Regions from separate parts of the Homo sapiens genome. Here regions 2 and 3 are each linked to region 1. A link is a loop called in an ENCODE intact Hi-C map of the cell type or tissue named here. Cell type or tissue: PC-3. All regions are shown on one strand.

The links. Peaks named below come from ENCODE experiments on the same cell type or tissue, not always from the same donor. Only the 100,000 strongest peaks of a DNase experiment are listed, where the experiment ranks them.
Region 2: it touches region 1 in a loop (5-fold over the local background); 3 of 110 quality-filtered maps call a loop at or near these places.
Region 3: a loop joins it to region 1, with 2.1 times the contacts of the local background. A loop is called at or near these places in 2 of 110 quality-filtered maps.

What each region holds. Positions count from the first base shown.
Region 1 is chr21:28,636,004-28,638,503 of GRCh38, reverse strand. It overlaps a transcript of HEMK2 not described here. Among named protein-coding and RNA genes, the nearest start is that of LINC00161, 98 kb to the right of the region's middle. In PC-3, no CTCF peak of the experiment used is centred here; DNase peaks (open chromatin) are centred at 1,033 and 1,353; H3K4me3 peaks cover 1,130 bases; H3K27ac peaks cover 2,500 bases.
Region 2 is chr21:28,548,828-28,551,327 of GRCh38, reverse strand. No RefSeq gene overlaps it. Among named protein-coding and RNA genes, the nearest start is that of LINC00161, 11 kb to the right of the region's middle. In PC-3, no CTCF peak of the experiment used is centred here; a DNase peak (open chromatin) is centred at 1,067; H3K4me3 peaks cover 1,143 bases; H3K27ac peaks cover 2,172 bases.
Region 3 is chr21:28,435,277-28,437,776 of GRCh38, reverse strand. No RefSeq gene overlaps it. Among named protein-coding and RNA genes, the nearest start is that of LINC00161, 100 kb to the left of the region's middle. In PC-3, no CTCF peak of the experiment used is centred here; a DNase peak (open chromatin) is centred at 1,016; H3K27ac peaks cover 1,147 bases.

The sequences.
Region 1 (2,500 bases):
AGAATGCTTTCCACCACATGCTATAAGTAAGACCCTGAAGATCAGGATCTTGCTGGCCTCTCCAGGCTTAGCTCTTATTAATCTGTACCTCATGGTTTTCTCTCTGGCAATGTGGAAACACTTAATTTGCCTGTGCACCGTGCTCCTCCTTCCAGTTCCTTTGCTCTTCCTATACCTCCTTTCACATAGTGACCCTCTACATAACCTTCAAATTGCAGACCAGATCCCACCTCCTCCAGAAAGCCTGATGGGTTAGATGCCTTTGCTTATGCTTTTCTAATACTCCATTCATATTCCTACCCCTACACTTAAGGACTTTCTTTTAAAATATTTATGTTAATACCCTCTAAGTAGATTGTGAGCTTCTTGAGGGCAAGATTTGTATCTTGTTTTCGTTGTGTTCCCTCTGCTTAGCAGGGTGAATGACTATTGAATAAATGCATACCCCAAGTTTCAGGAATGTAAAACTAAAATGTGGAAGAAAATGGTACCCATAATTTGTGGCTACTTTGTACCTTCTAAAGATCAAATAACCACCCATGATTTTCATCTATTTATTTTCATGTCTATAAATTCTATTTTTCTCCTTTACAACAAGTTGCTTTCTGATTGAGATATACTTTATGGATTCAAATCAAATTAGAAGCAAGAACACAGAGAATTTTTTTTCTCACTCACAGCAGTTGTAAACTATCATGCTTATATTAAAATTCTTCAAAATGTAAAACTTAAAACTGGTCTCACTTTTTCATAATTCTGAACTCAGAATAAATGAATTCAGCTAGCTTGGCTTCCTAGAGAAATTCTACAATTAATTTCAGAGTAAACTCCTACCCCCGCATAGAAACCCACCTAGCAAGAAGGCTGCTCAAGTCTCAACATTTATGAGCCATGAATGCAAGTGTTGACTGAAAGTTTTTTGCTAACCCCAGGTGGAGAAGTGAGGCATTTGTGTGGCATGAGAGGTCTACGCCAGTCATGCCTCTGGTAATGCGATTCTCAGCTCTGTTGAGAGCAACACATGGGGATTCTTCCATTTTTTTTTTTTTTAATTTCTGTTACATGCAGAGGCAAGTGCCCACTGTTATATCAATGAAAAAATTGTGTATCCAAGTGATCTTTTAATCCCTTTGATTCATTGTGTCTCAAAAATCACACAAATGATAACCTATGAACACATCAATAGGAATGAAGGTTGGAAAGAAAAGAATCCAATGAAAACAAGAAAAATTAACATATCTCAGAATCACCACCCTAATATCATACAATGATGAATAAGATAAGTACATAACACACATACCCTTTCTGCCCACAAAATTGTGGCAAGGCTGAGTCAGTCTATGTACAGAAAAAGATATGAATATTTTGCTTGGAAATCCAGTCTGAAAACAAAGAGAGGAAATGACTTAGCAGAAGATTTGCACATGAACTACCCAGTCGACTCTGAGCACAGCAAATCAAACTGAACTACCTGAATGTGCCACTTGCTTTTAGACATTATCGGATAATCATTATGTCATACTTTTAAAGCTTGTTTAAGATTTCAGGTTTGTCTGTGAGGCTTCTGTCACGTGGCTTCTAAGCAAAAATGATCCCAGTTGTGATTTTGGAAATGCAGTTTTGAAAATTCTGATCACAAGCAATGCTGTATGAGGGACTCGGGTAAAAGTGATGGAGTCGTACTCTCTGCCCTGATTACAAATGAGACAGCACTTGTTTGGATCGAGCATCACAGCACAGATAATTACATAAAATGGGAATGGGAAGCAAGATGCATGTACTGTCATTCTAAGGAGATTATTTTCTTCATTGCAATATTGATTTAACTCCGGACAAAAAAGTACTCCTTTTCGTGAGTTTTGTTTGCCTGAGTCTCTCTGAACTTGGGCAGGTTTCACTTGGCAAATTACAGTGGTGCAGTGGGAGGCAGAGGTTGGACATGAGGGAATGGAAATTTGCAATTAGACAGGCATGCTTAGGGTAGTTAATTTTATGAAATGGAGGCAAAAGTAAAAGCATAATTTGGTGGATCAACGGAAAGCCAAGTTTGATGGTTTTACGTTAAAAAGTGATAAGATGTCTGTTTTTGTCCATCAAGGCTCCATTTTCAGCTCAGACAACAATAAAGCAGTTGCTAGCTCTACAAAAGAGGGCAAAATAGAACCCGTGTCCTAACTGGAGAACATGGGGTGGCCATGTGCGGAAAGCTGCATGTAACCTGTGGCTAGAGAATAGTGTCTGGCATCAAGCAAGTACAACAAGTAGGCAAAAGGGATAAAAAGTTACAGGATGAACCATTATTAGTGGGGTATTTTGAAGGCAAAATTTCCTTGTACTGAAGATACTCAATGTACCAAAAAAGGCAACTTATTTTTAAAGAAGATAGTAATAAAGGTCCCGAATGAAGGAACTACAACCACTGTAGGCAAGTGTGGAACAAGCACAGTGTGGATAAGGGTCTCTACTAGTTTCTTCAGTGGAACTGGCCCTTTAATAAAGC
Region 2 (2,500 bases), 87 kb after region 1:
AACTGCCCCTATGATCCAATCACTTCCCACCAGTTCCCTTCCTTGGCATAGGATTACAATTTGAGATGAGATTTTGGGGGGACAGAGAACAAAACCATATTACTGTGTATGAGCCAGAAATTCAGCCTTCATCAAACACTGAATCTGCTGGCAACAGAAGGCTTTATGTTTCATAGCCTCCAGAACTTTGAGAAATAAATTTATGTTGTTTATAAGCCACTTAGTTTATGGTACTTTGTTATAGCAGCCCAAATGGCCTAAGACATTAATGGACCATGATAGGCACTCACCTAAGGGCTTTTACCTCTACCCTAAAGGAATATGCCTGTCGAGGAGAATGAATGTGTATAAATAACAACATTTGGTCCACAAAAATCAAATTTTTCTATTTTGGAGATTTGTTTGTTATGGTAGAATAATCTTGTAATAAATATAAGTAATTTGAGAAGGCTGCCTTTGATCAGTTTTCTGTTTATTACAAGGAAATCAGTAGAGTAAATGCAAAAATCAGTAGCTTACTGTAGATCTTAGACACCTACTATTTTGGTAAAAGTAAATAAATGTTACTATTAGGATAGCTTCTGTTTCTTTTTGATTATTTCAACTGCTCAGGAAGTTGTAAGTTCTTGTGTAACCCTTTGACTGCCACAGTTCCTCCCCTTCAGTGCCTGCAGTAAGAAGCATCCATCCTGAACTTTTTGACTTTTTCTTTGTCTGCTTCCTATTTTTAATAAAATGTATTTACTTGGTTTCCTATTTATATGCATTCCTGTCAAATGACAGAAGGCAATCATATAAACAAAGCTGCTTTATTTATAGCTAGAAAAATCTTAACATAGGCTCTTTATGTACCTAAATGTTAGAAAAGAAAATAATGAAAATATCATAAACCCTAGGAGGTAGCTAATTCTGTCAATATATAAGTCCATGTATAAATAGTGCATAATGTGCAAACTAGGCTTTTAAAATTAGAATTAGTCTAATGATGGTTTAACTTCCTCATCTGTGAAATTGGCATAATGATAATATCTCTCCTGTAAGTTTGCCATAGCAATAAAATGAGATGACACATAAAAAGCTTTTCTGGTGTTGTGCCATAGTAAATACTGAGTAAACATTAGTTGTATTATAATTATTTCTAGACATTTAGCAGTTTAAGAATATGTAGATTGAAATAAAGGGATCGGAGTGTAAACCTTTTTTGAGATTAAAACATAAGGAGAAAAAACACATTCCTAAAAGTAAACTTTTACAGTAGTCGTAGTTTTTTCATCCTTTGTAGTTAGTACTACCCCTTTGGGCAGTATATAATGTGTTGTATTACATGTTTCAAGAGTACCTTATAGCGTCCATTGGTGGTATTTCATTAGCAAAGGTATAGTTTTACAAAAAGAAACTAACTTGAGAGAACATGAGAGGCAAGGTCATAAAGAAGAGCAGGGTCCCCCATAAATCAATTAAGGGTGATAGCTGGGCAAACGGGAACCAGAGGAGAGAGAGAGTGATGGTCTCTGCAGTGCAGGCTAACACACTTCCAAGAACTGAGTAATCCACATTTCAACATTCTCAGATAGTACATACTAATTTTTGTAAATGTCATCTTGATGAATGCCTTTGTTACAAAACAGAAATCCCTAGACTATCATGATGAAGGTACGAAACACAAGAAATTGATAAAGTCCAAATCCACATGGGGTAGATAGACATGTAATCATACTAAGACCATACAATATGACTAAGATGCTTTGACAGCTTGGAGAAAGATACCAAATTTTGCTTGGGGGCTTTGGCAAGGACTGCATGGAGGAGGTGACACTGCATCGGACTGTGAAGCCTAAGTAGAAGTCACGGAGTAGTAAATTGGGGGCTCTGGGAAGATTAATCTTTACTAAACTTGTCCTACATGTTGTCTTGTGATATTGTGGTCAGTGTTTCATGAATATTGCCTTACTTGAACCCTATGATCACCATATGGCTGGATATCTTATCCCCATTTTACAGGTTTTGAAATTAATGGTCGTAAATAACAAAGGCTCAAGTTTACACAGTTTGATAGAGGCAGATGTGACCTCTGAATCCATGGTTGCATGACTCCATGTTTCCTCTACTTCAAAGCACTGCTCTGGGAACATTCTATGAAAGAGCCTAGAGTAGCAAAGTTATATCATTTTGGAAAAAATGGCAAACTGAAGAATGAGTAAGTAGGTCAGTGTCACTAAAGCACATAGTTTTGGGAAAGAAAGAAGGTGCTGCAAAGAAATGTAATTGAAGAATTTTCTCATATTCCATTCTCTGTAAGTCCTGTTCTTTAATTTCAATATTTATATTCACTCACACCTACTCACTTACACAACCGAGGCCTTCTCTTTTCATACCCACCATCCACACATCATATCATCAAACTACAATCCCGTGTTTCTAGGCTTATTCTCTTTTTTCTCTTTTATTCTTAGTATCATCTTTGTCTTTATGAAAGAATTATTCTAGCCATAGAGGTTTT
Region 3 (2,500 bases), 200 kb after region 1:
AATATAGATTAATAACTTGAAAACAGATTTGGAAAGTTTTGGAAAAGGGATTCATTTCTTTACTTATTATTTAAAGTTTACATTATCATAATGCTATTGTTTGAATGTGTCCCTCAAGGCTTACTTGTTGGAAACTTAATCCCCAGTTAACACTGTTGAGAGGTGGGACCTGAAAGAGGTGATTAGGTCATGAGAGCTAACCCTCATGAATGGATTAATGCCATTATTGGCTGGAGAAGGTCGCTTATCTGAAGAGTGAATTTTTGATAAAAGGATGCTTTCATCTCACTTTCTTCCCTTCCTCATCCAATGCTCTCTTACCCTCATGGCTTCTGCCATGGTATCTTGCAAGATGGCCTTTGCCAGATCTGGCCCCTTCAACCTAGGACTTCCTAGCCCCCAGAAATGTAAGAAATCTCTGTTTATAAATTACCAAGTCTGTGGTATTCTGTTACAGCAGCTGGACTAAGAAACAGGGCACTTAATAAAATTTATGATTTCTGCTTAGGCCATACGATTTTGAAATATGACTGCAACAATTAAATTAGACATTTAAAACATAAATGAAACAGAGATTCAAAGTACAATAGAAAGTCCTTGATTTTTTTTCTGCACACAATTTTGCTTTTATGATGTTATTCTGCTTTTCCAAAGAGCCTTCAGGGTATGAATTCACTAACTTAAATCCTCCTTAAGTCCTCCGCCATGTGGGCCCATCTGCCTTCTCAACTTGCTTCTTTATCACATGATCACATTTTGGAATAATCTCTCTCCTTCCTCTTTGATGGGATCTGAATTCTTTTAGAGGTACCTCCACTGGGGTTCTTGTGTCCATCAGACCCTCAAGTGTCCAGAAGCAGGGCCCAAAGCAGCCCCATGTTCCTGCTAACTTAAGACTTGAAAGTCCAGCCATCATGCACCTCCAAAAGGCAGCTGTTTAATGGAAAGGCTGTCTTTGCTCATTATCCTGAGCATGGCTGACTCATGGTGTTCCATGCTTTGTTCCCTGGCTTTTGTTCCTTGGCCTGTGACTCACCTCCTCCATGCTTTCTCCACCTTCAGCTTCATTTCTCCCAGCTGTGACCTGGGAGAAATGTGACCTGGGAGCTGAAACCTGTGTTCCTGGTTTCATCCCTGGTTTCCAAGTCAGGTTTTTTTTGTTTTTTTTTTTAAGACTTTTTCCATTTTCCTGCTTCTGACTTATTGCTGATACGTCTTTCATGCTTTGCCCTCTGTCCTTGGACATGACTCTGACTAACTGGAAATTGCTGATCAAAGGCTAGTGACCACCAAGTTGAGCCTCTGACTATTACAGCCCCTGTACCATGATGACCTCATTTGTGCTGCTACAGCAGTAACATTTTCCTTTTCTGGTTTACTACTGCATGTGTGCCTTGTTCTCATTACTTGCTATTTATCGAATTGTGCTTTTTATGGTGAACAGGCCCTCTATAATGCAAAAATAAATAAATAAATAAATAAGGTTTAAGGGATTTTGCCGAAAGAAAACTCAGATATTCACAAACATTGTTACTGACAGTGAATACTGGGCTGTTTCCAAATATTCTTGGGTCCTTTATTAAATTACATCACCAGTCATTCATAGTCTCTGGTGTAGGTGTTACTGGTCCCAAGTGGGCAGATTATAAGATATTAGAAGATAAGAGGTGAATATTTATCATAAGGGAGTAGGAATTGCTGGTATTGCAAAACGGTTATGTTGGCCAAGGTGTAGTAAAGGAGAATGATGACAAGAGATGGAGAAATGCAAATAAGAAAGGACATGTCTGTTCTTCCTCATGTATTTTTTTCTTTTTTCCTTTCAATACTACACAGTTTAGATGAGCAAAAGCAGGATAAAGACACTTAGGTGATAAATGAACAAGTAATACCTCCAGGAAACTTCCTTGTTTGCTTCATGTGCTGTGTATGTTATGAGATAATGGACAGGGAAAGGTAAGAAAGGGTATTTATTAATAAGTTAATTTACATTAAATCAATCCAAGGAAATAATGAGCACATCTGTGTTTCTCCACTATAAATAGTGGAGATAGATCTACGTAGGGAAGGAGAGCAGAAAGCTAAATGGTGAAGACTAAAGCTGTGATTGCTCTAAGCTCTGTCTTCACTGATCCTTTCTCTTGATGTCCTCCTCCTGACCCTCGGGTGGGAAAGAACCTGTGGCCTGCAAAGATACATCCCAAACTATGTTCTTTTGCAAAAATATACAAAGCTTCTGAGCAGAGAAAAGTCTTGGAAGCTTTTGTAATTGCTGATCTCTGAAAGTCTAAGGCAATAAAAACAGAGCAGGATCTCTAGTTCACAAAGGGTAAGAGGCAGGCATAGTTTATATGCCAGACTGTGGTGGTAACAAACTAAAGCAAAAACGTATATAATCCTTCTTATAGAAGTGATTTATGCAAGAACAGACAGATCATGCAATTATACTTAGTCCATTTTATCCCTGAAATCATTGTTCAATCTTTCTATTTTCTGCCAC